Regions from separate parts of the Mus musculus genome. Here region 1 is linked to region 2. A link is a loop called in an ENCODE intact Hi-C map of the cell type or tissue named here. Cell type or tissue: heart. All regions are shown on one strand. Links, peaks and the distances in the headings refer to the core of each region. The heading gives the core; the rest is flanking DNA.

What was found. Peaks named below come from ENCODE experiments on the same cell type or tissue, not always from the same donor. Only the 100,000 strongest peaks of a DNase experiment are listed, where the experiment ranks them.
Region 1: it touches region 2 in a loop (11-fold over the local background); 9 of 42 quality-filtered maps call a loop at or near these places.

What each region holds. Positions count from the first base shown.
Region 1 is chr10:24,104,353-24,120,961 of GRCm38, forward strand. Taar9 (trace amine-associated receptor 9) reads right to left here and starts at 5,182. Exons shown (of 1, transcript NM_001010831.1): 1 at 4,136-5,182. The coding sequence starts at 5,182. The coding sequence ends at 4,136. In heart, for the core only: a CTCF peak has its summit at 6,987 (motif pointing left); no DNase peak of the experiment used is centred there.
Region 2 is chr10:23,808,347-23,824,955 of GRCm38, forward strand. Slc18b1 (solute carrier family 18, subfamily B, member 1) reads left to right here. Exons shown (of 14, transcript NM_183116.2): 6 at 2,443-2,599; 7 at 7,947-8,083; 8 at 10,714-10,815; 9 at 12,468-12,559; 10 at 14,577-14,672; 11 at 16,340-16,414. Among named protein-coding and RNA genes, the nearest start is that of Slc18b1, 20 kb to the left of the region's middle. In heart, for the core only: CTCF peaks have their summits at 4,005 (motif pointing right) and 6,996 (motif pointing right); no DNase peak of the experiment used is centred there.

The DNA of each region.
Region 1 (16,609 bases), core at 3,902-11,901, 300 kb after region 2:
TTTGTGGACTCCATTATTGGACATGTATTAAAATCTCTTGACTGTAACATCTTAGTGGTTTTCTCTTGCACACATCAAGTACAGTGGTTCATCAGTTCTTTACCCTCAGAGTTCTTAGATCCATTTTGCTTTGCTGACAGTTCTTCATGGACAACACTCCATTTTAACTCCATTTTCCAGAGGAGAGCTCACCCTTGCAAATAGCAAGTGACTTAACCCAAGTGAAGCCTGTGCATGATGTAGAGGCTTTTGGGCATTTCACACACAGGCCTCTGGCCTTGGGAGCTCCCTCTGAATCCTTGCTTTGTGCACAGCTTCTTCAGACCAAATACAAAACAAAAACCAAAACAAACTGTCATCCAATGAAACCTGCCATATGCAGTACTTATAGTCAGTCTCAAAGATATAGGCCTTTATATTCTCAGCTAATCTTAGGAGAGACAAACTAATGTTAGGTTCTCTTCAGGTATTAATCATTAGACATTTTGTAAAACCAAATGAAGATGAAGTGTGACATAAGATTTAAGAGTGAAAGAACATGGACCATCATTAGGTGGGTAAACATTTAAAACTTGGCAATTTGTTTGTTTTAAAACTATCTTTAGAAGTTTAAAAATAAAAAGGCAATATTCAAAATATTCAATAGCATAGACAAGATTTTACCTGAAAAAAAAAACAAAACTAACTAAAACAAAACTTGTAGCAATTTACTATATTCTGTAAACCTTCAGTACAGTGATTTATAGAGGTCAGAAATGTTTCTACCTAAAAGTGAAAACGACTTTGCTCTATGGCTTAAGTTTTCCACCAGTATACTGTTAATATTTTTAACAGTACAGCAAATGACAGCGAGAGAGGTTCCTCAGCAATAAGCTTGCTTGCTGCTCTTCCGGAGGACACCAGCTCAGTTTCTAATGCATGCATGAGGCAGTTCACAATCTCCTGCAACCCTTGCTCCAGGAGATCTAGTGACCTTTTGGCCACCACAGGAACCGACACATATAGCATGTATCCACACAGATAGACAGACAGGCAGGCAGGCAGGCAGACAGACAGAAAGAAATAAAGGAAGAGAGACACACAAACAAATAAGAAGGGAGAATAAACAAGAAATGGAGGAGTTAGGAAAAGCACAGCACCCAAGAATAAGCACAGCCCAAAGGTCTCTTATCTTTATTGAAGATTTTTACTAAACAAGTAGATATTACCCATTTTTAAACAAAAATATGACATGAGATATACATTGATAACATGTTAGCATCATGGTACATAAATGTCAAAATAACATTTATTTTCAACCTGAATCAATTATAACAACACATGAAAATGTTATTAATGGAAATTTTCAGGATAACTGGAGGCAGTGTATGTTGCCTTTAATGACTATTTTAAAATATATTAATGTTGAAATTAGTATGCCTAGTATTGTTCTGCCCCTGTTTTTATACAAATGTATGAGAAATGTGATTGCTTAGGGCTGACCTTCCAATGTGTGAAAGTACGACTGAGTCAAAGGCAGAAGAGAGAAAGAAAAACAAACATGGCATCTCAATGGGGAAAGTAAAGAGGCCATGACACCCAGCTAGGGAAGCATTTAGTGTGGCTTCTCTTACAAATGGAAACGTCTACTGCAGCAATGCTTGGTCTCATGGGTAGTTCTTAGAGGTCTAGGTGTGAATGATGACTCTTATCATTCATTCATTCATTCATTCATTCATTCATCCATCCTTAGCCATGCTAGGCATGAGAACTGTGCCTTCACACTTACTAGGCAAACTCTATCACTGTTCTCTACCCCAATCCACTATTACTGTGACTATATCTTGTTACTGATAAGCTATTGATAACCTTAAATTATTGGAAAAGTTGCCGTATTGAAGGGTACTGATGGGAATTGCCTGATTGCTAATATTTTATATATGTCTTTGAACATCTTTTAAATATCATGTAAAAAAATATACATAGCTCTATATAATTTAGTTTCCATTTAAGTAGCAACCAGAGAAAACACATATGAACAAAAGCTATTGTGAATTAAGAAACACTTTAAAACAGATTTATACTTGGCCAATAAAATTAAACTTGTATTTAGATAATTGCTGTATATGAGAGGCCTAGTATTTCCATAGCTATGTCAGGGTGTAAGTGGATTAGGTTTTCTCTGTAATAGTATGGAATATTTTATTGGACAAAGCAAATAAACCAAGAGCTACAGATCACTAGGCTGAAGGACTGAGTTCAACTCCATGTCTGAGATCATAGGGACCATCAGAGAGCAAAGTTCACGTCCCTCGTCCATTGATCTGGGTCTGAACACATCCATGGCTCTGCAGGATTTTGATGTGGGGCTGGCAGAGGTTTATGGTTGGTTGTGTTTTATCATAGGGAAACAGACGCAGAAGTTTGTTTGTTTGTTTGTTTGTTTTTTAAACAACAAAACATCCTTTGGAAGCATATAAAGAGTAGAGAAACAAGCCCACTTAGTGATGCTGGGAAGAACTTGAATCTGGTTAGGATTTAGAATCTGGTTAGTAGTCTGCTGTTCAGACTCTGCCTTCACACCCTTAGTGATCATGCTGACGGATGCTGAGGCAGGAAGCAGGTCAGGACAGTAGGGGATGAAAGAGACCTCCAGTGATGGTGAGCACCATTCTTCGGAGGTAGCATCAGAGAGACAGCTTGTTCAATGGCGGGGAGGGAGGCTATTTAAGCTAATAGGGGCTATTGGGATGAAGGCACAACATTGGCCGGGGCCAGGGTGCTGGGGATGCCTCACGTGCTTAAGGAGGAGTTCCCAGTGCTGCTGGACTTAAAAGAGAAAAAGGAAGTTTAACCGGGCTACTGGGCTAAGTGACCTCCTGGGCCGGGGTGGGGGTGCCCAAAGATGGGGATGCGGGGCTATGTGGGACAGGAAGGCTCCGTGGCAGGTGGGGACCGATTGTACTCCTGCAGATCTCAGGACTCCACAAACCTAAAATGAAAAGGCTAGTTATGTGCTTTTCAGTGTCTCTAGGCTCTTTTCTCTACTACTCCAAGTGTTGGTACGAAGTTCCCATTTGCAGCTGAAGGAAAGACCATGTTGGGATAAAGACGTGTCTGACGCACAGGCTAGCAGACACGGCTTTCAGTTGCTTCTTTAGGAGTGAGACCAAGGCACAGCAGTTTAAGGCAATCTCTTGGATCTCTTGTTTTCTGAACCACACCCAGTGCTCAGCTGGGAAGCTTCGTGTCCCCCTTCTCCTCTTCCTGCTAAACACTCTCAGCTCTACTTAAAATGTATCAGCACTGTATCTTGAAACACATAACACACATTTTAATCAAAATGAACTAAAACTCACATTGATTGAGGATTATATACTGGACTAGAAAGTGGGACACATTCCTGCAGGAAATATCTGTTTGAGTTCCTGTTGTGTTAAAACAACCTTTGGTTTTCCTGTTTGACTCCCTTCGATTCAAAGAAAGACCACAAATGTTAAAAAAAAAAAAAAACACACATTTGAATTAACACTTTAAAATGCAGTATAAGCACACGTGTTTCTTGTGAACTTATATCTGTGAAAAGAGGAAGGAGCAACCCCCAGGTTCCTGAAACGTGAGCCTTTGCATGCGTTTAGATGCTTTTCAGTCACTTAGGTGTTCTCAGTGCTAATGCACTGTAATGTCCCTTAACATTAAAAATGAATGTTTAAATAATTTGAAATTATATTTACTTCTCATGCAACATATGCCTTAAAGGAGGCTTTGTCTCCTGCATGCTAATTCCATGTTTGTGAGCGCTTCATTGTCTTTGTTATTGTCAATATCCGAACACTCATTATGAGGGAAAACCGACCACAGGGAGGGGCGAGGGGGGAATTAGAATCCTTCAAATGACTCAAAGAAACTAATAGAAATTTCAGAGCAAAGCAAAGACATTAAGGAGCACACCACTTTGGAAGAAATTAACAGATGGGTCCCCTGTGACTCAGCCCTAAAATGTACAGGCACTCTAAGAAGAAAATACTTCAGAGTAGCCTTTGAACCTAAGATCTCCTGCTGGGTGAATGATTATGGGACCTCGCTAGATTAGAGGGATTAGTTTTACCTCTGACCTTAAACCCTAGTCAGATTTCAAATCTCTGCTGTGACTGTTTTAACCTGCACCTGCCTCTTCAGAGAATAGATTAGTTGTTGATGAATCAGCCCTGAAGACTTTGCCACTCACAATAAGTTTTATTGCCTTACGAAACCAAGGATAAAAAAAGGCGTATATCAAGGGGTTCATAGCTGAATTGTAGTAAACACACCACACTAATATCTCATAGACGTACGCAGGAGTTATGAAGTTCATGTAAGCGTCAATAACCGCATCAATAATGTATGGCAGCCAGGACACGAGAAATGCAGCCATGGCGATCCCCAAGGTCTTGGCAGCCTTCCTCTCTCTTTTGGCTACTCTTTCCTTATAGCTCTCAGAGGAGGCCTGAGCTTGGTTGGCTGTACCCTCTATCTTCCTAGCCTGATACTTTGCCACCAAAAATATCCGACCATATAGAAACACCATGACCACAGTGGGCAGAAAGAACAAAAGGAAACAAAGTAAAACCCAATTTTGATTCAGTGGAGCCTGGCAGCCTCCCACACAGGTCAGAGCAACCACTAATTCCTCAATCCCTTCCTCATTGGCTCCCGTGTAAAAGATGGAAAAGCTGTATGTGACAGAAAAGAACCAAGAGAGAGCAATGCACAGTCCAGAAACCGATACAGTGAACTTGGTCGGATAGGTCAGTGGATCTGTAACTGCAATGTACCGGTCAATGGAGATGCAGCATAAATGAAACAGAGACGCAAAACAGAAGGAGGTGTCGAAACACGTGTGGAACTTACAGTAACTCTCCCCAAAGTACCAGCAGCTCTCCACAGAACGCACCGTGCTGAAGGGCATCACTGTCACCCCCACCAAGAAGTCAGCACAGGCCAGGGAGGCCACCAGGAAGTTCGTAGGCGTGTGCAGCTGTTTAAAGTGGAGGATGGCAATGATGACCAGTAAGTTCCCAAACACTGCCAGCAGGGCTCCCAAACCGAGGACCCCATAGAGGATGGCTCGAGGCCAGGGTGCGTAAGAGCTTTTAATGCAGGATCCGTTCACATTCTCATAGCAGAGCTCCATGGGCGGTTCTGGGGAGAAGTCGCTTGTCATTGCCTCCAGTCTTGGTAATTGTAAACTTCCCAGGTTTCCATTCTAGCAATCTAAAGCAAAAAACGGGGTTAACAACTGTCTTAGTCAGGGTGTCTATTCCTGCACAAACATCATGACCAAGAAGCAAGTTGGGGAGGAAAGGGTTTATTCGGCTTACACTTCCATACTGCTGTTCATCACCAAGGACGTCAGGACTGGAGCTCAAGCAGGTCAGGAAGCAGGAGCTGATGCAGAGGCCATGGAGAGATGCTCTTTACTGGCTTGCTTCCCCTGGCTTGCTCAGCCTGCTCTCTTATAGAACCCAAGACTACCAGCCCAGACATGGTCCCACCCTCAAGGAGCCTTTCCCCCTTGATCTTTAATTGAGAAAATGCCTTACAGTTGGATCTCATGGAGGCATTTCCTCGACTGAAGCTCTGTGATAACTCCAGCTGTGTCAAGTTGACACAAAACTAGCCAGTACAACAACTTAAAAATCTCCTGGGGAAACATAAAGAAAAACAAAAAAAAACAAGAACTCTATTTAAAGTAAAGGTAACCTTTTACTACGTGTTTTTTGTATACCCATTTTACTCTTTCCCAAAAGTGCTCTAAGGATGTTAAGAAACAAAAACCTGTTGCAAAAAGCCATTTAAAAGTCAAAAGTCTTACTAAGTAAATGTACATTGTCTAATGTTTATTTTATATTATATCTTTGCCCTATTATTACTATATTATAATTACTATCATCATAGAATTTACTTTATTAATTGTTAGAAAAGTTTTTTTCTGTGGATGTCATCTTACCTTTTGAAAATAGCAAACTGGATTGAACTGGTTTTGCCACCAATGGCTGAATTTTATTTACTTCTTTTTTGTCTCCCCAGAGCGGCCATCGGCTGCAATCAACAACTTAGTTTTGCTTTTTTTTTTTTTTTAAACTGGAAAAAAATAAATTACATGTCCTTCAAATTGTAAGCTCAAAATCCCCATAGTATAGAGTGTGAACGCTGGGACCAGCTTACTCTTAGTTGCCTTAAACACACACATGAGGAATGTACTTTAACTGTGACTTATATTTCTATTTTGTCTTTTTGTGTTGATGATTTGAGCAGCTGGAAGTATCCTGGAAAACTCTTACCGAATTGTTACTAGAATAACCATCATGAAAGTGTTTCTTAGGAAGAGAGCCTGTGTGAGCTGTCTAAAATCAGTAAGAAAAAAAAAAAAGAAAAGAAAAGAAAAAAAAGAAAAGAAAAACAAGCCATAGGTCTCCTTGCACTTCTAGGATGCTTAGTTTTAAACAGGCCAAGAGGAGTGTGAGCAGCTGGGGTGGGTGTGAGCAGTTGCCTGTACCCCTGCTGTGCCCTGTAAACACGTGTGAACAATGCCATCCAAGGCGCATGTTATTTCTGTGGGTGTTTGATTTTGTTTTTAGAAGACCATATAGTGTAAAGAGGCTTTCTAAAGTGTACCTGACAAGCAAGTGATTAGCTTCTACTTTGGGACTAAGAGACACCTTGTATTTGAATATCACTCATCTCCATCCTAGAGAGTAGCCTGCACTTACTGCCATTTATCCCATGGCATGCATGTGTTAGAAATGCAGGACTATATACAGATGGTGTGCATCTTTTGTTTTTACCACATCTCAGCAATGGGTTTCTCTGTCTGCACGTGTTTAAATGACACTTGTTCTATTACAAGCGTCACAGACTTTGATGACTTTGATTTTTATTGGAGCTCAGCTTGGTTTGTTGTCCAGGAATGAACTTTCCCATTTCAGACAGTGTCCCTGTCACACTTGGGCTCCCCCTGGTGGTAATTCTACATGTTTGTAGATCAGCATGACCAAAGTGACCAATAAAGTTGTACTAATGACATACTTTCTTCTTCTAGTCTCATTCTGCGAATAAAGTCCACACGTGTCTTGGTTTGCTCTCAGGGGAGCTAAAGCATTTCAGTCTAGGTGGTATCCTGCCCCAAATTTTAAATGTCTGTGTAATGAATTCTGAGTCCTCAGTCTTTGAATAACCGTCCCCCACTTCCCTATGTCCAAATAATGATGCTCTTGTGCAAGAGAGCATGCTTGCCTTTCCTATCCCTCTACCCTTGAGCTCAAGGATGACAGCTTTCAGTCTCGACAATCTCTTAATCCTTGCCCTTACCATAGAAGCAAGGGCTCCAGTAACACCTCCAAGATCCATATTGTTCTTTAATGGTGCTCTTTATTCATAGGAGAGATTAGAATTTTGTAAAGAAATGTTGGTCCCAGCAATGGGATAAGGAGCAGGGAAAGGAACAACTGAAGCCACGTTTGTGCAGAGGAGACAATGTCAAAGCATTTTATAAGGTCGCTGCTGACAGTGTGAATAGGCACCCAGTCTACAAATCTCAAATGCCAAAATAATAATGGAGAATAAATAATTACAAATAGTCAGAAAGAGGACTAAATGAGGCCATAGTAATTAAGGGTAGATCTGTATATAAAATAAGTGATGGAGGAGGAGAAAGAGGAAGAAGAGGAGGGAGAGAGAGGAGCAGGAGATGATTGACAGCTAGTCTAGCAAAATAAAGCTGGGGGGGGGCTTGGTAATAGATATGACATCTGTCTCTAAAAACAAATTTTTGAAATAGTTTAGTCAATACAACAGAAATATTTTCTCTAAATAGAAGTGATTTGCAGGAAGAGAACAGAATAGTCATACAATATCCCTGTGACAATATCTAATTAAAAAAATGGCCTTATTTCTTTTTGTAGTTCTCGGTGTATAGTCATGGCTGAAGTGCTCTAAATGCTAATCTAAAATTTTAATTTTAAAATTGAGCCACCTAGAAAGTACATTTTTAGCTGTCAAGAATGATGGAGAATATTTTCCATGCACAGTGCACACAACGGCACATTGTACCCACACACAGCCAACTTTTTTCTGCCATAGAACACAGCAATGAGTATGAACTGTGTGACAGTGTGGTGACATAGTTTCAGAAAACACCCCTTCTTGCTTGCAGAGACTGAACATTTTCCATGCTTTGTAAAGGAGTTAATAATATGTGTAACTTTAATTTTTCCAATGCTTATTTTTTTCTTTTTTCTTTTATTGGTTATCTTATTTAGTTACATTTCAAATGTTATTCCCCCTTCCCAGTGTCTCCTCCACAAACCCCCTATCTCATTGCCCAACCCAGCCAGCCCCTCCTGTCTCACCACCTTAGCATTTCCCTATGCTGGGGCATCAAGCCTCCACAGGACCAAGGGCCTCCCTGTCCATTGATGCCAGATAAGGCCATCCTCTGCTACATAAATGGAGGCTTAGAAAGGTAAAAGTGGAAACTCTGTGTTAGAATGAGGTGTTTGATTTTTAAAAACATCTTGTGGTGTTCTGAGTGAACTCCAAGGTTCCTTACACTATTGCTATATTACTGTTCTTAACTGAAGGTCATGTTCATATAAGCGTGTTTGTCTGTTTGGGGGGAAAGGGCCATGTCTATTCTACGTAATGGAAACTGTTTGGAGGTATGGCCATGCTATTGTCCATGGCTCTGTTCCATCACTCTGTCCAAGCTAATGCTGCTCTCCAGAGCTCCATATCATGCTTAGTCCACAGATGTCTTGCTGCATCATCGGTAAAGATGATTAGAAGGAACATAACAGCTGCTATGTGCAGCAAAAACAAAAAGGGATTTTTTTTTAAACCGTCATCGAAATAATTCATAATAGTTAAATGCCTCTTAAATATACATGATATCTTCTGAAGCTAAAAGTAATATGCACTCAACCAGTTTTTAAAACATATTTGGAACATTAAACATGATAAAAGTAGGAAAAAAATTCTTATAAAGTTCTCTATGAGAGGAAATTGTGACAAGTTCCTGAGGAACTTGTCATTAAGGAACTGTTCCATGTCCAAGGGAAAATACGCCTTGTAACTGTGGCTTTGTAGAATGAATTGGGTAGTGTTCCTTCTGTTTCTATTTTGTGAAATAGTTTGAAGAGTATTCTATTAGGTCCTCTTTGCAGGTCTGATAGAATTCTGCACTAAACCCATCTGGTCCTTGGTTTTTTTTTTTTTTTTTTTTTGGTTGGGTTAATGACTGCTTCTAATGACTGCTTCTTTAGGGGTTATGGGGCAGTTTAGATGATTTATCTGATCCTGATTTAACTTTGGCACCTGGTATCTGTCTAGAAAATTTTGTTTCTATGCCTATTATCCTTAGGTTTGGTCTTCTCATTGTGTCCTGGATTTTCTGGATGTTTTGTGTTAGGAGCTTTTTTCTTTTTGGGTTTTTTTTTTCCCCCTACTGTTGTGTCAATGTTTTCTATGGTATCTTCTTCTCCTGAGATTCTCTCTTCTATCTCTTGTAGTTTGTTGGTGATGCTTGCATCTGTGACTCCTGATCTCTTTCCTAGGTTTTCTAACTCCAGGGTTGTCTCCCTTTGTGATTTCTTTATTGTTTCTATTTCCATTTTTATATCCTGAATGGTTTTGTTCATTTCCTTGGCCTGTTTGATTGTGTTTTCCTGCGATTCTTTAAGGGATTTTTGTGTTTTCTCATTAATGGCTTCTAGCTGTTTACCTGTGTTCATCTCTAGTTCTTTAAAGGAGTTATTTATGTCCTTCTTAAAGCCCTCTATCATCATCATTACAAGTGATTTTAGATCCGAATCTTGCTTTTCCAGTGTGATGGTGTATCCATGACTTGCTATGGTGGAGAATTAGGTTCTGATGATGCCAAGTAACCTTGGTTTCTGTTGCTTATGTACTTATGCTTGCCTCCCTCCATCTGATTATCTCTAGTGTTACCTGCCCTCGCTGTATCTGACTGGATATCCTTCCTGTGGTCCTGGTTATGTCAGAACTCCTTGGAGTTCAGTTGTCTCTGATTCTGTGATCCTGAGAACCTAGGTGTGTCAGAGCTCCTGGGAGTCAAGCTGCCTCTGGGACCCTTAGATCCTGGTGGGACCAAGCTCCTGGGATCCTGGGATCCTGTGGTCCTGGGTGTGTTAGAGTGCCTGGGAGTGAAGATTATTCTGGGTGTTGTGGGACTGGCTGCAGAGTTCACACCCAAGGTCTGCTCAGGGTACCGGCCCAGGCATGAAGGAACCCAAGCCACTGGTCAGGCATAGTTCCTGGGTGCTCTGGTCCTGCTGGTCCCAGTTACTTCCGGTGTTGGGGCAGATGTTGTGTCCCTTCAATGTCTATTTTTAGTGATGGTTCTTACACACTTTAACCTCCCTTCTAGGCCACCACCCACCAGAGGTGGTGAAGCAAACACTTCACGGATATGCTAGTAGTCCAGTTTCATAGAGTCAGGACAGCAAACATGAATAAGCAGCAGTGACGTGACCTAGCAGAGACAGCCGGGCCTCAGCCTCAGCACAAGTCAGCAGGAGGGACCAGGAGGGATGCCAGGAGCAGTTCTCTGTTGTGTCTCTCTCAGTGAATGGATGATCAGTGAAGACTCAAGACCACGAAGCATTTCGTTATGCAAGTAAGCCAAACTCAATCTCTGTCACTGTCAGAGGAGTCCTTAGTATACTGCTACCATGCATCACGTATTCTCCATGGGTCTTGCCTCAACTGACATCTGACTCTGCCAATTGGCCTAAGTCCAAGAAAGTGGTAGGCAAGAAACTGCAACACACCACCAGGAGTTTTTTGGTGAGTTTATTTCTATGTGGTCCTGACAAATGCAGCTCATGTACACAATGTAAGGTTAGCCAATACATTAATGTTATTAGCTAAAAATCCTTCATCACATGTTGCTACACCCACCCCAGTGAAGTCTGTGTGGCAGGCCCAAAAGCTTGGATGCCGTCCTGAGGCAAAAAGTTTCACAGAAACTTAGTCTCCTTGGAGTCTTGGCATCCCGTAGCATGAATCCTCCAAACTTGTCCCTACATCAGTTGGAGAATGGATCTGTGTGCTTTCTTTCAGTATTATTTTATTATAGGTGCCTCCAAGGAATGATTTGGCAAATACCTAAGTTACATTGAACTTTACTTCCTGGCCTTCACCAATGTCCTAAGCAGTCCTTGAGCTGACCCTGGGCTTGGAATTTAGTAAGAATGTTAGTTATTCAGACGAATTGCCTCCAGTATTGAAAGAGAGATAGTGAAAGAAATCAGGCATTACTATCTACTATATAGAGTTAGAAATTTCAGGGCAAGCTTAGCAAAGTAAGTTTAGAATTCTTATTACAGTTATGTACGGCAGGCTACATTACTTAATAGAAGAAAGGCCCCCACAAATTCACCTAGAATAACAGCCGAGTCACTCCCATTACAGGAATTTGCAATGGCCTAGGAAGTAGGAAGGTTGTGGTCTAAGAAGGAACTAGAATAAATTCTTAGAATAACAGCTGAGTCACTCCCATACACAGGAATTTACAAAGGCCTAGAAAGAAGGTGGATTAACTATGGCAAGGGCATAAAGCCCTTGCCCCTGGCTTCTAAGAATAAGCTGACCTTAGATGGGGCTGCTTTTTATCCCAGTTGTAAACACTGCCTGACTCCTGTCAGCTATTATGTATGCATTTCTCTGTTCTGTGTAAAGAGTCATTTTGCATTGGGTAACCTCAATGTACCTGGATAACCTTAATGTATCACCTAACTTCCTTGTTTTCTTCTGTAATTTAAGTCTGATGCTCGATTTGAGACATTACATTCAGATGCAGCACTCTCTGTGTCAGTGTCTGTTTGTCACTTTCTGCCGACTCCTTGCCTATCTGGGTACCAGGACCCTGATTCTCCTGTGGGTTGAGGGACTGACTGAGTCAAGTCTGCCGCAACATATCCTTTCATGTGCTTGCTTTTGAAGAATACCATTTCACCTGAGTCTGCTTCATTGAAACATTCCTTCGTGAGTCTGCCTTAGCCTTTCACCTGTATCCACTTCAGCTAGACATTCCTTCATTTGTTTGCCTTAGCAAAACGCCATCCAACACACTGACTTTGCAAAGAATCCTTCACTTTCCACTTCAAATATGCCTTAAGATCATATAAAACAGGGCTGGAATGAGGCTCAGTGGCTAAGAGTCCTGACTACTCTTCCAGAAGTCCTGAGTTCAATTTCCAGCAACCACATGGTGGCTCATAACCATCTATAATGGGATCTGATGCCCTCTTCTGGTGTGTCTGAAGACAGTGACTATGTATATACAAAATGAATCTTTAAAAAAAAATCATACAAAACCATGTACTTAACTCTACTGTGGACTAAGCCTGAATAAGTTTAACTCATTTTTTTCCTTCGTCTCTGCTTTGTATTTTTTTAAAATTAGGTATTTATTTCATTTACATTTCCAATGCTATCTCAAAAGTCCCCACACCCTCTCCCACCCACTCCCCCACCCACCCACTCCCACTTCTTAGCCCTGGCGTTCCCCTGTATTGAGGCATATAAAGTTTGCATGTCCAATGGGCCTCTCTTTCCACTGATGGCCAACTAGGCTATCTTCTGATACATATGCAGCTAGAGACACGAGCTCCAGGGGGTACTGGTTAGTTCATATTGTTGTTCCACCTATAGGGTTGCAGATCCCCCCAACTCCTTGGATACTTCCTCTAGCTCCTCCATTGGGGGCCCTGTGATCCATCCAATAGCTGACTGTGAGCATCCACTTCTGTGTTTGCTAGGCCCCAGCATAGTCTCACAAGAGACAGCTATATCTGGGTCCTTTCAGCAAAATCTTGCTAGTGTATGCAATGGTGTCAGCATTTGGAGGCTGATTATGGGATGGATCCCTGGGTATGGCAGTCTGTAGATGGTCCATCCTTTTGTTTCTGCTCCAAACTTTGTCTCTGTAACTCCTTCCATGGGTGTTTTGTTCCCAATTCTAAGAAGGGGCAAAGTATCCACACTTTGGTCTTCATTCTTCTTGAGATTCATATGTTTTGCAAATTGTATCTTATATCTTGGGTATTCTAAGTTTCTGGACTAATATCCACTTATCAGTGAGTACATATCGTGTGAGTTCTTTTGTGATTGGGTTACCTCACTCAGGATGATGTCCTCCAGGTCCATCCATTTGCCTAGGAATTTCATAAATTCATTCTTTTTAATAGCTGAGTAGTACTCCATTTTGTAAATGTACCACATTTTCTGTATCCATTCTTCTGTTGAGGGACATCTGGGTTCTTTCCAGCTTCTGATTATTATAAATAAGGCTGCTATGAACATAGTGGAGCATGTGTCCTTCTTACCGGTTGGAACATCTTCTGGATATATGCCCAGGAGAGGTATTGCGGGATCCTCCATCATTTCTGTTTAAACATGACTTTACAAAAAAGAAAAAGAGGGCTTAAAACTTTTGTGGTAGCATCCGGGGGGCCTCAGATGTCAGTCACAGCCATCGGCAGGCAGAATTTGGGGATTACGTAATATACTCTTTTTTTTTTTATGAAGATTCCCCCAACTCTCTCTAATGAGTGAAACTATCTTGGGTTTAATTTTCTGGTTCTCTGGAACAAAGTGACTTCTTTGTCCTTTTCTGACTAATTTCCTAGTCAACTCAAAAGCCATGCTAACTCAGCCTGGCCCCAGGCTGACAATCAATGAAATAGGAACTTGATTTCATTAAGTATGCCTTTCCCACTAAAATCAGCTTGGTAACTTACAGGTAACAGAATTTAATTCACTGTGCTGGAAGCTAAGGGTACAATAGCAGAGTTAATTGTGATGAGCGCTGTTCTTCATAGATGAGCTTTCTGTATCTCCACATGGTGGCAAGAGCAGAGAAAGTCTCAGTCTTCTATTATTTTGTTACCTTGTCACCTCAGGACCTTGCCTCTCAATACCATCTCATTAGCTGTGATTTGTCAATACAGGGACATGAGAGGAACATGGATGGATATTCAGGCCATGACAATAGCTAAGCCTCACAGGCTGCCAGTTGGTCCAAGTGGATTCAGGATTCCCAACTTACACCAAGACTACATTTTAGTGAGTTCATGCCAATCTGTGCTTATCAATATCTGACAAAACATGCATTGAAACACAAAATTTATTGGACAATAAAGCACTTTATTTAAAAAATCACCCTGCTTCTTACAAAACTATTCTCAAGCAGCGAGTTTACTACAATTAAAAAACCATATGCTTAAATGTCAGACGTCAGAGCCTGTTCTAAGTGTATGGCCAGGATTGGGATTGGAAGTAAATGCTTTGTAACCCATGTCAAGACAACCTCCATCTAAGACACAGAAAACAGTTGAGGTTGAGGTTTTTATTTTTTGGAGAAAAGAGTTCTTCTGAACCATTCTTTGTTAAGATCAGGAAGTAAAGGCCTGTAGTTACTCTAAGCTTCTTCCAGAATTATCCCATGTCAGCCGATGCAAACTTGCATTTAATACTTTATACAATAGAGTCGATAGGGTTAGATGAGCTGAGCCTAAGTTCTGACTTTGCTATCTGGTAGTACTAACTATACAAGTGTGTTTTAAAATAAATACAATGAAGAAAACAATACCTGTTATTAAATGGTATCAGTTGTGCACGGCTCATGTTAATATTGGTATATGTAAATTAATCATTTAATTGAGAACTCAATGTATAGTAAATTTCCAGAAATAACTTTGATATTATCTTGAAAGATAACATGATGTGGAAAATACTATATAAAAATATATACCATATATACCATATAAAAATACCAATGCAATATAAACTAAAAACAATATAGTTATCAAGAAGTAACCAGTACATAACTCATTTTGGTAGATAGATGTGTTACAGCACATAAATGTGCCATTTAAGTAAAGTCTTAGGAGATGTGGAAGTCTGGGCATAGCTAAACATAGCTCTTAATTCTAAAGACGAGGCCCTTCAACTGGCTTTGTCATGTGCATTGGCAATTTCTTTAGATGTTCATAATGACTTGATGAAAAGTAAAATAAAGTCAAACATGACTTTTAGATACACACACATACATACCTTTTACAACAGTTGTTACATTGTAGCTATATACATCATACTAGAGATAACTTTGATGGACCATGGCTAGTGCAAATTCTTTCAGCAAACAGAATTTGAGGTAGCATGCTACCTTTCATTGCACACTTAACCTATAGTAAGAGATGTTTTCAGGTATGGGTTTGCATGGGTGGCCTGGATTGATTTACTGGGATGATCAAAACCTTAGAAGAACAGAGATGAGAGGAGATTTGAGCAAATGATATGAGGAGTAGACCCCTTAACATGGGGACACAAAGGAAATAAATTTATTCCATGTGAAGACCTACCAAAATGTCACATTGGAAGAGAAAACCATTAACAACTCATTATGAAGGTATCCCACTTAGAGATGCTAGCTAATCTCACTTGATAACTAAAATGCTACATGGTCAATAGCTTTTTTAACTAGATAGCGGTCACAGCAGCACAAATAGGGGCTAAGCAGTTTCTTAACACAGTGGACATCCCTCCTAATTTTTCAATTTTACAGGAAAGCAGAACAGACACAAACCAGGAAGCAAGTTAGAAGAACCCTGCTATCTTGGGGGAACCAGAATTTATTACTGTGGTAAAAAACACTTATGTGAACCCAAATCTGGTTTCTTCACTTGCCATGTTCCATGAAATCCACCATCTGTTATCTATGGAAAATCTCACATGCATCACAGGACACATGTACATGAAGGCAGATTAACGTTGAAAGAAATGTCGAGCGAGCTGGTGTGCGACAAAACTCCTATACAGGTAGGAACCCAGAAGCAGCTCATATTTCGGATGGTGTGATGGAATATTAGATACATGAGTGATGTCCAGCTGCATATATGAGCTCATAGGTTATTGATTATTTGGAGAGAAAGAATAGATGCCATCCAGGCATAGACTTGGAGGTGGAGGCAGTAGCCGGGTGATCTCCTGTTTTTGTGGGTTACATAAGGGGTGATTATATGAAGAAGAGCTTTTATATGTACGTATAAAGGGGTGAAGTATGTTGAAGGTCCGTATATGTGTTATCTTGAGTGTGTAATGTCCAAATAGTCTACCTAACGGTAAGGAATGAACAAGAGAGGGGACATCAGGATCAATGTTGTGCTGCTTGCCCTCTTCTGGTATGGTTTTTCTCTTTTTTACTTTCTTTTTGTTTTTTTAAATATACAGCTCAGTATTGACATTTATTTTAAGTCATCAAAATAATTTATAACAGTTAAATGCCCATTAAATATACATGATATCTTCTGAAGCTAAAAGCACTCAAGCAGTTTTAAAAATCTATTTGGAACATTAAACATGATAGAAGTAGAAAATTTTTTCTTATGAAGTCCTCTATGAAAGGAAAATGTGAGAAGTTCCTGATTAGACAGGAACTGTTCCATGTCCAAGGGAAAATACCCCATGTAACTGGGGCTTCAGAGAATGAATTGGGCAGTGTTCCTTCTGTTTCTATTTTGTGGGATAGTTTGAAGAGTATTGGAATTAGGTCTTCTCTGCAGGTCTG
Region 2 (16,609 bases), core at 2,814-10,813:
ATGCATACGAATACATATGCACACGTACACACAAGTACATGTGCACACTTATACACATGCAGACAGGTACATATGCACACGTACACACAAGTACATGTGCACACTTATACACATGCAGACAGGTACATATGCACACATACACACAAGTACATGTGCACACTTATACACATGCAGACAGGTACATATGCACACGTACACACAAGTACATGTGCACACTTATACACGTGCAGACAGGCACATATGCACACGTACACACAAGTACATGTGCACACTTATACACATGCAGACAGGTACATATGCACACGTACACACAAGTACATGTGCACACTTATACACATGCAGACAGGTACATATGCACACGTACACACAAGTACATGTGCACACTTATACACGTGCAGACAGGTACATATGCACACGTACACACAAGTACATGTGCACACTTATACACATGCAGACAGGTACATATGCACACGTACACACAAGTACATGTGCACACTTATACACGTGCAGACAGGTACATATGCACACGTACACACAAGTACATGTGCACACTTATACACATGCAGACAGGTACATATGCACACGTACACACAAGTACATGTGCACACTTATACACGTGCAGACAGGTACATATGCACACGTACACACAAGTACATGTGCACACTTTTACACGTGCAGATAGGTACATTTGTATACACACACATATGCACATACATACACATGTACACACATGTACAAACATACATGTGCATATGGAGTAGCAGAGTGATTCTCTTCCCTCCCTCCCTTCCTTCCTTCCTTCCTTCCTTCCTTCCTTTCTTTCTTTCTTTCTTTCTTTCTTTCTTTCTTTCTCTCTCTCTAGATTTATTTATATTATGTATATGAGTACAGTGTAGCTATCTTCAACACACCAGAAGAGGGCATTGGGTCTAATCACAAATGGTTGTGAGTCACCATGTGGCCACTGGGAATTGAACCCAGGACCTCAGGAAGAGTAGTCCGTGTTCTCAACAGCTGAGCCATCTCTCCAGCCCCCTTTTCTTTGCACAGTTGATGACATACTCTTCACACTATTTAACACCTCACTAATTTTACTGATAAACTCACATTGGTGGCTACAGTATCTAGTTATAAAACCCATCCATTCTCTCTTTACTGGCTGTGTACACTTACACCGCATAGATATCTCCTAGTTAATTAAAATGCTAGTGAATATTTACATCATTTGCATCTTTTGTTCCTTTGTTTAGAACAGGGTCTCATTTAGGCCAGGCTTGCTAGAACTCTCAACAGTTGACCTTGAACTCCTGGTTTTGGTGCCTGAAACCTTTCTCTTGGGTGCTGAGATCACAGGTGTCTGCCACTGCACCTTGCTTCACATTGCAAACAGTGCTATAGTATCAGTGTGTGAACCAACATCTCTCTCTCTCTCTGTATAAACTGTGAAGTGACATTTTTAAAAGTAGTACTCTCATAATTCTGTTTTTGCTTACATTTTTGAGAATTTCTACATGAGTACAATATATTTGTATAATTTCCACTCCTTTTCCTTAGTTTACTGCTTTGTGTGTGTGTGTGTGTGTGTGTGTGTGTGTGTGTGTGTGTAAACACAGCTTCCACCAAGTTCATCTAGTGTTGCTCATACGTCTCTATGCTCAGCCCTGACCACAGTTGGATAACCAACCCGGGGCTCCCCCTGGAGGATACTGATTCCCTTTCTTAGCAGCCATTGGTTGCCTATAGTGCTCACCTGGGGATAAAGCTCTGTGAGATTTCTCCCATCCACGGGCACGTCAGTCAGTTAGTGTAGTCACTATGCTGGTCTTCCTCAGGTAACTGTATTGTTGGGATGTCATGGATGCAACTTCCCTGTCTCATGCAGAGGACACTCTCTCATCGCAGATGTCCTGGGCCTCTGGCTCTTTCCATCTTCTGCCCCTATTCCTTGGTGCTCCCTGAGACGTAGGTATATGGGTTGTAGTGCATGTATATCAGTTGGTGTTGAACACCCTGTGACCAGTTGTATTTTACATTTTGACCAGTTGTAGATTTCTGTAATGGGCTCCAGCAGCTTAGAAAAGAAACGTCTTTGATGAAAGGTGGGAGGTGCACTTCCCTGTGGATGTACGGACAAATATTTCAAATGTGGTTACAAACTATACTGCTTTAGGAAAATGGCAGTTACCAGGGTCTATTTCCATGTCTATGGCCTTACCAGCCACAGGGAGGCTAGCTAGGTTTACAGGACCAGGCATTTTGAGATGGGGTCTTACTATGCCACCCTTTCTGGCCTGGGACTCATAGACATCTACCTGCCTCTACTTCCCAAGTGCTGACATTAAAGGTCTGTGTCATCATGCCTGACACTAGTAATTCTTCATCTAAAATACATGAGCTAAATCCTCGTTTCATTTTTGTTTTTTGTTTTTTTTTTACTTTTAGGGAAGTCTTGAGGTTTTTTCTGGACTGGGGCTGGTAGCAGGCCCCCCTTTAGGTGGCCTTTTGTATCAATCCTTTGGCTACGAGGTACCCTTTATTTTTCTGGGGTGCATAGTCCTGCTGATGATACCACTCAACCTATACATTTTGCCTAGTTATGGTAAGTTCAAACTTAATACTCGCTTTAGACCTTTTATTTTATTTGTATGTCTTTGTAAAGGATACATTACGGTATGTTGGCTTTTAGTTAATGTAATCAATGATACCTCTTTTGCCACACCCTCAAAAACTGGCTCTCTTTCCTAAAACATGGGTAATTAATTCATGAGAACTTTTGCTTACAGAGGACTAGGGATAAAGCTCAATTAGCAGACTACTTGCATCAAGTCCTAGGTTTGCTCTCTAGCTCCACACAAAGAGAACGATGGTGGTGCTCATCTTTAAAGCACCTCAGCTATAGGGTGAGTTTACGGCCAGCCTAGGTTGCATGAGGCCCTATCTTCAAACAAACAAACAAACAAACAAATAAATAAATAAAAGCATATCACAAAAATTTCTAGGTTTTAGGAGGATCAAAATACTTAATTTCTCCTCACAAGCCATTGCCATTGGGCTGAACTAAATCACCAGAAACTGCTGTGGGCAACACATTTTGTCTACAAAGCAGTAAAAGCAAGGTGAGATCCCTATAAGTTCTAGGCCAATGTGGCTTTAGGTTCTTTTGTTGTTTTTTTTTTGGGGGGGGGTGGGGTGGGGGTGGGATGGGGTGGTTGAGACAGGGTTTCTCTGTGTAGCCCTGGCTGTCCTGGAACTCACTTTGTAGACCAGGATGGCCTTGAACTCATAAATCTGCCTGCCTCTGCCTCCCAAGTGCTGGGATTAAAGGCGTGTGTCACCACCCCCCCCCCCCCCCCCCCCCCCCCCCCCCGCTCGGCTTGTTGGTTTGTTTTTAATACGGTCTCACTATGTAGCCCTGCCCACCCTGGAACTCACACGCCCAGAGATCTTCCTGCCTCTACCTTTCCCAACTCTAGGTTCTAGGTCAACTTTGTGTACTTAGTGAGTTCCACGCCATCCTGGGCACAAAGTGACACGTTTGTTTTTCACTCCGTGAGTTTCTTTGAGATACATCTCAAACAAACTAAAACATTCAGTGTAGCCGGTCAAGGCCAATTATTCCTTCCCAGTGGGCCTTCTGCTTGTCTGGAGCAGTAATAGTTACAAGGACACAGTAAGATAATAGTTCCTGGCACAGTAAAGGAATCATTCCGGGTCAAAGTTTCCATCCCCACATAAATCACTAATCACAGTGATAAGCAGCTGCATACTGTCATGGTTAACTGATAGGAGCTAACCAGGGCAAGGAGCACAGAACACTTTGGGCCATCAGGTTCTTAGCTGTGGCTCATTGGTAGTTCCCTTTGGTCCAAATGAAACTTACTAGCCAGGTTATGTACATTGTAAGCATTGATTCTTAGTAGGGTAGTCAACTTGTATTCTTGCTAGGTTACTATGGGGAACTGGGGAGAACAGAGCCAGCGAGGCAATACCACAGTAAACCACAAGGTGGTGCTTATCCTCTTTGCAAGTGTAAGGAATCAGTTTTTTGTTTGTTTGTTTTGTTTTATGTTGTTTTCCCTTCGTTTAGCATCCTGGGCTATGTCCAGGTATGATGGCTAAACAGTCAGCAACAGACCTGGGGAGATGGGTCAGCAGTGAAGAGCATTGGATGCTCTTGTAGAGGACCTAGGCTCAATTCCCAGCAACTACATGGTGGCTCACAGCAGCCATCTGTAATGGAATCTGATGCCCTCCTTCTAGTGTGTGTCTGAAGACAGCTGCAGTGTCCTCATATACATAAAAAAAAAAAAAATCTCAAAAAAAAAAAAAGAAAGAAAAAGAAAAAAAGAAAAGAAAAGAAAGGGGTTAGATTCTCATGTAGCAAAAGGAAAAAAAAAACTCTTTATTACATTAGGAAATGAGAAAAGATAGCTAAGACAGGCTAATTAAAACTGGAATTTAAAAAAATCCCTAAGGTCGATAATATTAAGTTTGGAGTGTTCCTAAATAAGTGCACTCTTACAGTTATTGAAAGTTTTAATGCCATTGAAAGTTTTAGGATAGATGTTACAGGAAATCTCCAACCCAAATAAACCCACGCAAAGAAAACACGACTCAGTTAATATGAATAAAACTGCATGCCTAGATTGGGCAGATCTGCCGCTACACTACCATCTTCCTCATCTGTGAGACCCCTTATTTGCTTGTGGTTCCTCCAGGCCACGGGCTTCTGCTCCACTTTCCTTCCACCCCCTCTGTCGTCCTCTCTTCTCCCTCTCCTCCATCTCGCCCAAACTTTCAGCTCCACCTTCTCTTCTCCTGCCCAATCACAGGCTCTAGCCTTTGTTTTACAAATTAAGTAGGGGGGAGGACTCATTCGTGTCCTAAGCCCCTCCCTGGAGAGTGGAATTAGCATCAAAATACAAGCAGTCCCTGGGCCATCAGCAACTGTAATGAAGTTGTCTTTTGTTTTGACTTGTGAGCAGTTAGAATCCTGTGTTCAATACCTGCTGCTCATTCCTTCCACCCCCATGGCCCGCCATACTTAGGCTACTTAGCATTGTGTGTTAGGAGTCCTTGACCCATTTCCATATCTGCTCTCCAGTTGTTCCCTGATGTCCTGTTCTAACAGTCATGGCATGCCACGCCTCTCATTAAAACCCTCAACCTGAGAATCTGAGGAGCCTGCTTTACACCATGGTGACAGGAGGATCTATGGAGTTACACAATAGTCCCACCTCCTTTGTGGGCCACATACTACAAGACCAGAGCACACATCAAGCCCACTTCTACTAAGTTTTGATGTGTGCACACATACTTACGGTAAAGTTTAATTTAAAATTAGGCACAGTTAAGAGATTAACAATATGGGGCTGGTGTGATGGCTCAGCGGTTAAGAGTACTAGCTGCACTTGCAGAGGAACAGAGTTCAAGTCCCAGCATCCACATGGTGGTTCACAACCATCTGTAACTCAGCTCTCAGGACAGAGCATCCTCTTCCGGCCTCTGAAGCACCAGGAACACATGGCAGGTTCCTGGCACAGACGGACATACAGGCAAAACACCACATACACATTAAATAATTAAATAATTGTAAAAGGAGATTAGCAATAATAATGAAAGCATAAAACAAGTACGATTACTATAATTAAAGTTGTTTAAAATTTAGAAACTCGTTGTTTCTGGATTTTTCCAGTTATTATTGTTATTATTATATAATTTTTTTTTAAAGACAGGGTTTTTCTGTGCAGCCCTGGCCATCCTGGACCAGGCTGGATTTGAGTTCAGTGATGCACCTGCCTCTGCCTCTTGAGTGCTGGGATTAAAGGCTTGCACCACCACGCCCAGCCATCCTTTTATTTTAAAACTTAAAACAATCGGTACATTTTACTTATTTCATTTTCTGTGTGTGAGTTTTTGACTGTGTGCATGTCTGGTGCTCACAGAGGTCAGAAAGAAGGCATGTGGGCACTGGAAACTAAACCTCTGTCTTTTGTAGGAGCAGCTAGTGTTCTTTACTGAGCTATATATTATAACAGATAATGCTTTCTGTATACGCAAGAAATGTAACAGATTAAAACAAAAGGTTTTTTTATAATTAAAAAAATTTTTTTGATTTATTTATTTATTATATGTAAGTACACTGTAGCTGTCCTCAGATACTCCAGAAGAAGGCATCAGATTTCATTACAGATGGTTGTGAGCCACCATGTGGTTGCTGGGATTTGAACTCGGGACCTTTGGAAGAGCAGTCGGCACTCTTAACCACTAGCCATCTCACCAGCCCTTAAAATTATTTTTATTTTAATATTATATTATTTGTTGTTTTCTCTCTGTCTCTGTCTCTGTCTCTCTGTCTCTGTCTCTGTCTCTCTCTCTCTCTCTCTCTCTCTCTCTCTGTGTGTGTGTGTGTGTGTGTGTGTGTGTGTGTAGCCCTGTCTGGCTGTCCTGCAACTCACTCTTGTAAACCAGGATGGCCTTGAACTTAGACTCCAACAACCTCTCTCTCCCAATTGCTGGGATTAAAGGCATGTGCCCCATGCCTGGTTATTTTTACCATTTTAAATTGTGTGATGGGGGCTGGTGAGATGGCTCAACAGGTAAGAGCACCCGACTGCTCTTCCGAAGGTCCTGAGTTCAAATCCCAGCAACCACATGGTGGCTCACAACCATCCGTAATGAGATCTGACTCCCTCTTCTGGTGTGTCTGAAGACAGCTACAGTGTACTTACATATAATAAAATAAATAAATAAATAAATCTTTAAAAAAAAAATTGTGTGATGAGTGCAGAGGCTTTGGAGCCCCTGGAGCTGGAGCTACTGGTGGTTGTGAGCCACCTGATGTGGGTACTGTAAACAGAACTCTGTTCCTCTTAAAGAGAAGTGAGTGCTCTTAATTGCCAACCCATCTCTCCAGCCCATCTTTTGTAATTTTCAATTCAAATTCATTGAAGTTCAAAATCCACTAAGATCAACTGCCTGCTGGCAATACCTGGCTATGCCACAAGGTGGCACTATACCCTCTCTAAAGTAAAATACATACTCTGGTTTGAGGGTTGCGCTTTTGAATGACAGTATTCTCTGTATTCTGAAAATTTCCCTGAGAATATTACCTAAAATAACAAAAGTTTGCACAGTCTTTGAATATTTAGATATTGCAGATAGCCATGCTGATACTCAGATAGTCATGAACTTGGGTTAGGAGACTGGGAGACATGATCTTAAATGATAAAAGTCGTTCACACAGTGACACACCGCCTTCCAGTCTCTCAATGTAGGGTTTAGTTTGCACTCACAAAAGTAACCAGGTCTTGTTTTACAAAGAAAATTAGGAACCCCCCCCTCCCATGACACACACACACACACACACACACACATACACACACCCCTGGTGGAGCTCGAAGCACAGATGGTGATTTCTCTGTGGCTGTTCATGCCACTGTCCCATCCAAAAGGCCTTACTTCTAGATTATAAGGTGAAAACCTCCCGGCACACACTGATTGCACTGGACAGACACTATTTGTGTTTGAAAACCTGAGATTTGCTTTTTTTTTATTATTTTTTTTTTATTTTGGAGTTTTGTTTTGTTTGTCTTTTGAGATCAGTCTTACGGAGCCAGGCTGGCTTCACTCACTATGTAGCGGGGGATGAAATGAATTCCTGAACCTCCTGCTTCTACCTCCTAAGTGCTGAGATGCTGAGTATATGTCACCACGCCAGGGTGAAAGGCAGTCTTTTCAATAAAAATTGATCATGCCTTCTAAAGATGAAGAGTTTGGAAGCTGATGTAGATGATACTATTTAATTTCGGGCAACCCAACTGTACAATTCATTTTTATTACTAGATAGATAGTCTTACCAGCTTTGGCCCTCAAAGAAAGTTAAAAGATAACGCTAAGAGATGGTAATTGCGATGATGTATCTCTGTTTCTATTTTTAACCCAAGAGTCCGATCCAGGGAAGCAGTCCTTCTGGAAACTTGTCACCTTACCCAAGATGGGCCTCCTAGCCTTCGTGATCATCTCTCTCAGCTCCTGCTTCGGCTTCCTGGACCCAACCCTGTCTCTCTTTGTCATGGAGAAGGTAAGCACCGAGCTCTGCATGTTGGCCCTGATTATGTGCCCTCAGGCTCCTTAGCTGTTCTAAGGAGGGAGACAGGGAGCTGCGCTCTGGCCCCTCAGTGTTGTTCTTTGAGGGATGCGACTCTGTGATCTGGGGCCTGATCCATTAAGAAAAAAATCTTCTCCTAGAGTCCAGTACACTGTCTCCTTCTACCTAAGACCTTGCTCATGCTGTTCCAGGTCTGGGCGGTCTGTGCAGGCATCTTCCATATTAGCTACCTAACTAGGACAGCTTTTCTCTAATTGTGTGAGTTGTAAGGAGGCATTACGAGTGGTCACTAGGTCAATGGGTCACTAGGTCACTAGGTCTTCTGATGTGAGTTGTCCTCCGCTCCCTGATGTCCCTGATTTACTTTCTCTTTAGCTATTTGATATAATCAGATGACTATGGTTCATACTACAGACTAGGAGGAAGGAACCAAGAGTCTCTGTTGCTGAAACATAAATGCTGGATTCCTATTATCTATCTTGCTTTTCACAGTGACATACCGTCTTCTGCACAGACCCTGCCCTCCTGAAACCATACCTAGGGCTAGGATCCAAGAACATCCTTTTTTCTTTTTTTAATATTTATTTATTATTTATATGTAAATACACTGTACACTGTAGCTGTCTTCAGACACACCAGTAGAGGGTGTCAGATGTCATTACGGATGGTTGTGAGCCATCATGTGGTTGCTGGGATTTGAACTCAGGACCTTCGGAAGAACAGTCAGTGCTCTTAACCGCTGAGCCATCTCTCCAGCCCCCAACCCTTTTTCTTTTAAAGGCAGTCACTGATTTTATTCTTTTATTCACTGTGAAAGGTGAGGGTCATAGAAGCCATGAGGGATAAGAACATCCTTTAATAAGTTCTGTGTGTGACCTTTTTTTTTGTATACATAAAATTTGTGAAACAGTGTATATAAAAAAATATTAGTTTGTAGAAATCAAATAATATGTTTAACATCAAATGCTACAAAAATAAAACTTCTAGGATTCTGATTGGTGGTTGGAATTTTTTTTTCCTCCTCAGAACAAAGTATTACCCATGTACAAAGTAAGGAAAAGTTAAAGGGAATTGGATGAAAGCTAACCTTTTTTTTAAGAGTCTCGAACATTTTTGCTTATTATAAAAAAACATTTTTGTTTCTTATATAAAAATATTGTACTAATATATATCCTAAAATTAATATACCCCTGCATGTAAAGCGCCCTACCCTGTCTCCTTGTTCTTCCCCCCACCTCTTCCTTTTTTATTTTTATTAGATTTAATTTTTTTTACTTATTCGTTTTAGATCCCACTCACCGTCCCCCTCTCTGTTACCTGATCCTGAAAGACCCCGAGAGGAGCCCCTCGCTCAGGCCTTGGGATAATAGTGGACCCCCAAGAACTCACGAGAGACCAAGCTTGATGCAAACCACACAAGACTTTATTCGGGGAAAGCCAGAGCTCTGGGGACGACTCATATCCCACGCAGGGGCAGAGGAGTCGACCCCGAGGGGAAAGGGGTCCCAGTTTTTATAGGCCCTCAAGGGGAAAAGGAGAAGGGGAGAGTAGGGGATTTCCAGATCTAAACAATGTCTATTCTAAAATGATTGATTTCTCAAGAAATGGGTATGGGAGGGAAACAAGGAAGGAGTCTAATGCAGGTTCAGGAACTCCGATTGGCCCCGATTGTGGTTGCTGGGGAGATTTTCCGACTCTATCCCCAGCAACCAATACCACAAACACCAGGCAGTGAGGTGCAGCAGTGGGCACACACCTGGGTTCAAGGAACGGTCAGAAAATTGTCAGACACACGGGTTCGAGGAGCGGCCAGAGCATTGTGTACCTCTATTTTTCTAAATCAGTGAAGCTAGTTCTGCTAACAATGAAATCTATTTTGCCAATTTCAGGGCTTCTGTGACCTTTTACATTCTTCTGTCGGGATCTTTCAATCCCACAATCCCTCCCCCCTCCCCTTCTCCTCTGAGCCAGTGATGGCTCCTCTGGCTATGTTCCCCACCCCCACCTCTGTCTGCCCCAACCTGGCACACTTCAAGTCTCTCCATGGCTAGGCGCATCCTCTCCCACTGAGGCCAGACAAGGCAGCCCAGCTAGAAGAACATATCCCATGTACAGGCAACAGCTTTTGGAATAGCCCCTGCTCCAGTTGTCTTGATTGATAGCTTGACTAGATAGAAAAGTATCTAAGAAATTAGTAAGATATATCTCTGGGTAAGGCTTGAAGTTACTTCCAGACAGCACTAATTAGGATGCCCTCAGTGTTGGAGCATCATCCCAGAGATGGGGCTGGATGAACCACGGGAAGAAAGGAGGAAGCCAGAGAGCGCAGGTACTCTGTCTGCCTCCTGGCTGCCACCATGCAAGTTCTCTGCTCTCCTGCATCCTCCCCTCCAGGATGCTCTGAAACCATGAGCCGGAATGAGCTACAATCTCTCCCTTTCACACTGTTCCCTAGGCACAGCCATGGCCAGCTAGCCACAACAGGAATACTGCGTGTGACTGATAGACTTCTGTTAGCAGAGCTCAGGCAGAGGAGGGAAAAGGGGATGCTTATTTTAAAGGGAGATGAAGCATTCAACTTTAACATGGCATTTCTTTTCCAGTTCAGTCTGTCAACTGGATACGTGGGCCTGGTCTTCCTGGGTCTGTCTCTATCCTACGCCATTTCTTCGCCGCTGTTTGGTCTACTCAGCGATAAGATGCCTGTATGTACACCGACCGAATTATTCTTGAGTTGTTTTGCATGTTTAGATCTATAGCTACCTCCCCAGAATTCCAAAGCTCCATTGCTTAAATCTCACACCTTCAACCTGAGAGAGAGAATCCAGGATCTCCCAGCCTCAGTTGCTGCTCAGAGTGGGCACAAGTTGAGGATTTCAGTGAAAATGAGTCTGATGGTAAAACTCCTGCAAATGGCAATTAGACTATGAGATCACTTGTTCTTTTAAGAGAGGGCCTTACAATATGGCCCAGGCTGTTTTAGAACTTGGTCCTCTTGCTTCAACCTTTCCTGAGCCAGGATCACAATCTACCATTGTTAAGACAAGCCTGGCTTAAGCTTTCTTAATGGCCCAAGTGAAACAAAGTAAAATAAAACAAAAACCCCCAATCCTAATAACAAAGGGAGAATCTTAGAAGTTATCCGGGCTTGATCAGATGGAGAAACTGTTACAGGGAAATTCTGAGTTAGTGAGTCTGAAATATGGCCCTGGAAATGCGCATTGTCCATTCGGTAGCCATCTTGAAAAGAATCCCTTTTGTTCTCCCTCAGTTTGGCCTAACCCATTCGGTCTTCATGACTAATATGCAGAGGCAGCACCGTTAACCAGACTTCACATCTCCGTGGCCGTCTCTGAGGCTTTACCGCTTACATTTTACATTTTTCTCTCTTTAGCTTTTCACATACATTTATCAAGACATATCTATTACGGGAATTGACTTAGTAACCCAAGTCTCAAAAGCATAAAGCCTTCTTTTTTTAAAAAAGATGTGCCTTCATTTTTGTCTGTGTCTGTGCATATGTATTCCACATGTATGTGGGTGACCTCAGAGACCAGAAGCAGGCATTGGCTCTCCTGAACCTGGACTTCTAGGGGTTGCGAGTCACCTGACCTAGGTGCTGGGAACAAACTGGTGCTGGGGGAGGAGTAAGACAGTTTTAGCAGTGTATGGATTACTATTTCAACAATGACTTTGGCTAGGCGTGGTGGCATGTGTCTTTAATCCCAGCACTCGGGAGGCAGAGTTGGGTGGATCTCTATGAGTTCAAGGCCAGCCTGGTCTACAGAGGAGTTCCAGGACAACCAGGGCTACAGAGGGAAACCCTGCTTCAAAAAATCACATCCCCACCACTCCCTCACAACTTCAAAACAAAAAACAGTGACTTTGATTTGGAAGTATATTAAAAGAACTTTGAACTGCATTTCAAAACAGCCTTTGGAGATAAATGTGAAGACATAACCTTAAGCCAGGTGTTACCTTAGCAAATGTCAGTTACTCAGCTCCTGGGAGGCAGGAGGACTAAGAGATTATTAATTCAATGCTAGTCAGGGCTATATTTCAAGACCTTGCTCTAAAAGAAAGCCATAGGCAAGTTCTTAGATGTTTGTAATAGTTCATGATGTGCAGGTCTGTAGCGTGCTTCCCTCCTACAGGACTTCGATGCTCAGTTTGTAAAATATTCTCCTTGCCCTTAAGTTTATCATCTACCAATTTTCTCTTAAATGTATAACTTTGTTTGCTTCAATGGTTTTGGATTTTTGAATGTTATTACTGTAAGTTTTTAAAAATTGTTTGATTATAGAGGATCTTTTGGTTTAAGCTTAAAATTCTTTTCTTTCTTTTTTTTCTTTACCAGACTCTAAGGAAATGGCTTCTGGTTTTTGGAAACTTAATTACAGCTGGGTGCTACATGCTCTTAGGACCTGTTCCTCTTCTGCACATCAAAAGGTAACTTTTCTTGTCCCCCATGCTTTTTGGAGAAACAGTAATTATTTAACTTTCAATGGCTTGGTACTGTGGGCATTGCTATTTAAACAATGACCTTGACTTAGGACAGTGCTTGATGGTTTGCTCGGTTTGACAGAGCAAACTAGAAATTGGCAGTTCTCCAAGCAAATCTTAAAGTTTTTATCAGATGAGAAAATACCCATTCTTATCTCTAAAGTGTTTGTTTGCTTTGTTAGCTGAGCCTGGCTTTGAACTTAGCATCCTCCAGACTCCTCTCAAATGCTAGGATTATACGTGTGTACCATCCTATCTCCCCTCTCCTGTGTTTCAATTGCACAGTTGTTTGGAATAATTTCAGAATAGCATTTATTGCTAGCATCCTTGGCTTGATGCTTAAGAGAATACAGTTTATTTATTTGTTTGTTTGTTTGTTTGTTTGTTTTTTGAGACAGGGTTTCTCTGTGTAGTCCTGGCTGTCCTGGAACTCACTTTGTAGACTAGGCTGGCCTCAAACTCAGAAATTCGCCTGTCTCTGCCTCCCAAGTGCTGGGATTAAAGGCGTGCACCACCAAGCCCGGCCTACAGTTTACTTTTAATTCTTTCTTCTCACTCACTGAGAGCAGGACTGAGGCTTTTATTGTTTCCAGGTCATTTTTTAGCATGTAGTAGTTTCTCATTTTGTTATAATTTCTTTATTAAAATTTATCAAAAGGAAATGAGCCCCTTAGGCTTTTCCACATACTTCTAGGATGACAAGCTGTCACAGGAGGAGAGTGACTTTGGAGTCTTTTGGACCTGGATTTGAATTTTGGCCCTGTCAACTAGTAGCAGAACTTGAACAAATCATTTAACTTGCAAGAGACTGAGCTTTCTTGTCTACAGAAAGAAACCAGGGCCGGCAACACGGTCAACATATTAAGATACTTGCTGCAAAGCCTGGAACCATGAGTTAATTCTCCAGGACTTAACTTTAGGAGTTACAAGGTGGAAAGAGAGAACCCGACTCACGCTGGTTGCCCTCTGACCTCTACACATGCTGCGGCACACCTCCCCTCGAAAATAAAGAAATATGATTACAATTTTTAAAAGGAACTAAAGCTAATACAGGCATGACAAGAATTAAATGTACAACATCTGTCATGTACCTAGATGAAGCCCACACTGAGTGACAGTCAGTTTCTCATCTGTTCCTTTGCCCCCCCTCACCCCCTTCTTTCCTGTGTTTAATGAGATGAACAACAGCATTGGCGTTGAGAGGATTTTGTTATGGTGAGCCGGCCAGGTGATTACAGATGTGTAGTGTGTATGACTAACCACATGTATGTGGATTGTGACACATGTATGTAGATTGTGTGACACATGTATGTGGGTTGTGTGACACATGTATGTAGATTGTGTGACACATGTATGTGGGTTGTGTGACACATGTATGTAGATTGTGTGACACATGTATGTGGGTTGTGTGACACATGTATGTGGGTTGTGTGACACATGTATGTGGACTGTGTGACACATGTATGTGGGTTGTGTGATACATGTATGTGGACTGTGTGACACATGTATGTGGACTGTGTGACACATGTATGTGGGTTGTGTGACACATGTATGTGGGTTGTGTGACCAGAAGTGACTTCAGGTAATACATGAGCTGCATTTGCAGCAGAAGTCTAAGGCTCCAGCGTGAGTTCTCCCTGAATGCCGTGGGACAAGGTGAAGAAGACCAGCCATTTGTGCAGCTGATTCTGGGGTCCTGCCCGCCTCATATTTAAGTTTGTGTCTTTTAAAATACTAATGCCTTGAGCCTGGCGTGGTGACGCACACCTTTAATCCCAGCACTTGGGAGGCAGAGGCAGGCAGATTTCTGAGTTCGAGACCAGCCTGGTCTACAAAGTGAGTTCCAGGACAGCCAGGGCTATACAGAGAAACCCTGTCTCGAAAAACCAACAAAACAAAACAAAACAAAAAACAAACAAACAAAAAAAACTTAATGCCTTGTTTCCCCCTTGTTTCTCTGCAGTCAGCTCTGGCTTCTTGTGTTGGTGTTGGTTGTAAATGGCATCTCCGCTGGAATGAGCATCATCCCGACCTTCCCAGAGATGCTCAGCTGTGCATAGTAAGTTTCTTGGTTGTCTGAAGAGCTGCGGTGTGATGGCTGTGGGGGTGGGATCATCAGTCTCGCCTCAGCTGTTTAGTCCCATAGGATGTTTGCCCAATAGTAAATCCTTGTGATTTCATAGCATGTAAATACTGTGATATGAATCAGATAAGTAATAACGAGATCATCCTGTGATAGCATAGTGACAAGATGCTGTGAGCTAGAGTAGGTTAAAGAGAGATGCTTGGCTTACTGTATGTCTCAGGTGGTGTGCGTGTGTGTGTGTGTGTGTGTGTGTGTGTGTGTGTGTGTGCGCGCGCACCCCTGTTGACTGCAGGAGAACCACAAAGAGCACTGGGTGAGCAGCCATCTGTCTTTGGCCATTGTTCCTTGTGTAGAGGGCATGTTCATGATCACTGAGGTCTGTACTTGTGCTGGCATTGCTCAGCGATGTGCAGAGGACAAAGAGCTGCTCCTGCATTTTCTTAGAGCAGCCTTTGTTCATCCTATTTCAAGAATTTCTCAATTATATTCTTGTTTTTTAAAGTTACATTTTTTAATTTTCTTTTAGATTTATTTATTTTTTTAATTATATTTAAGTACCTTGTAGCTGTCTTCAGTCACCCCAGAAGAGGGCATCAGATCTCATTACGGATGGTTGTGAGCCACCATGTGGTTGCTGGGATTTGAACTCAGAACCTTTGGAAGAGCAGTCAGTGCTCTTAACTGCTGAGCCATCTCTCTAGCCCCTTAATTATATTCTTAATTGGCATTTAATGCAAATGGGTTATGATTCTTATTATTATACAGATGTAACTAAGTTATTTTATGACGATGCTTTCAAATTTGATTCACATATTTTGTTTGCTAATTTTTGAAATTATAACATCATTGTTCCACCCTTCCCTTTATTATCTCCAAGCCCTCCCATATTCCCCCCACTCTCTTCCAATCCAGTTCCCCCTTTTCATTGTTATTGCATGTATATATGTATTTGTGTACACATATATTCCTAAACCTAGTCATTATCTATGATGTTACTTGTATGTGTGTTTTCAGAGATGACCATTTGGCACTGGACATACAGTTGGTGCGCTCTTCCCTGGGAAGAGCCACCTCACCTGCTCCTGGCTTTCCTCGGCTACCTATGTTCTTTGTGGGGGTTTGATGTCCATTTTGTGCCACTGATAATTGAGCCCAAGGCCTTAGGCATGCTAGGAAGCTCATACGCTACCACTGAGCCACTTCTCTGGCTCCCAGACTAGTTTTGTTTTGTTTTGTTTTGTTTTGTTTTGTTTTTCTTTTAGAAATGAGATATTCAGCTGGGCGGTGGTGGCACACACCTTTAATCCCAGCACTTGGAAGGCAGAGACAGGCAGATTTCTGAGTTTAAGGCCAGCCTGGTCTACAGAGTGAGTTCCAGGACAGCCAGGGCTACACAGAGAAACCCTGTCTCGAAAAAAAAAAGAAGAAGAAGAAGAAGAAGAAGAAGAAGAAGAAGAAGAAGAAGAAGAAGAAGAAGAAGAAGAAGAAGAAGAAGAAGAAGAAGAAGAAATGGGATTTCTTATTTTTAGTTTCTTCATATGATACTTGGTTTATCTTAATGTATCTGTCATACAATCTTTCCACACAAGTTCTCCAGTTTTCCTCTCCATGACGGATTCTGTCCATGTTTCTCTCTACAGTGCAAATGGATTTGAAGACAGCATAAGTACGCTGGGACTTGTATCTGGTCTTTTTGGTGCCATGTGGTCAGTTGGGTAAGTGAATGCATTTGCACCTGAGAAAGTGCTGTCTCTAAGGTACAGACAGAAAGCTGAAACACCAAGAAAGCGCACGTGGTTTGCTAAGGTAAAAGCTCACCCAGGCAGAGCAAGAAATCTAATTTACACTGTGTGTCAGCAGACTTCACTAATTCACACGGTCTGATTCCAAGTCTAACACGTCAGCAGACT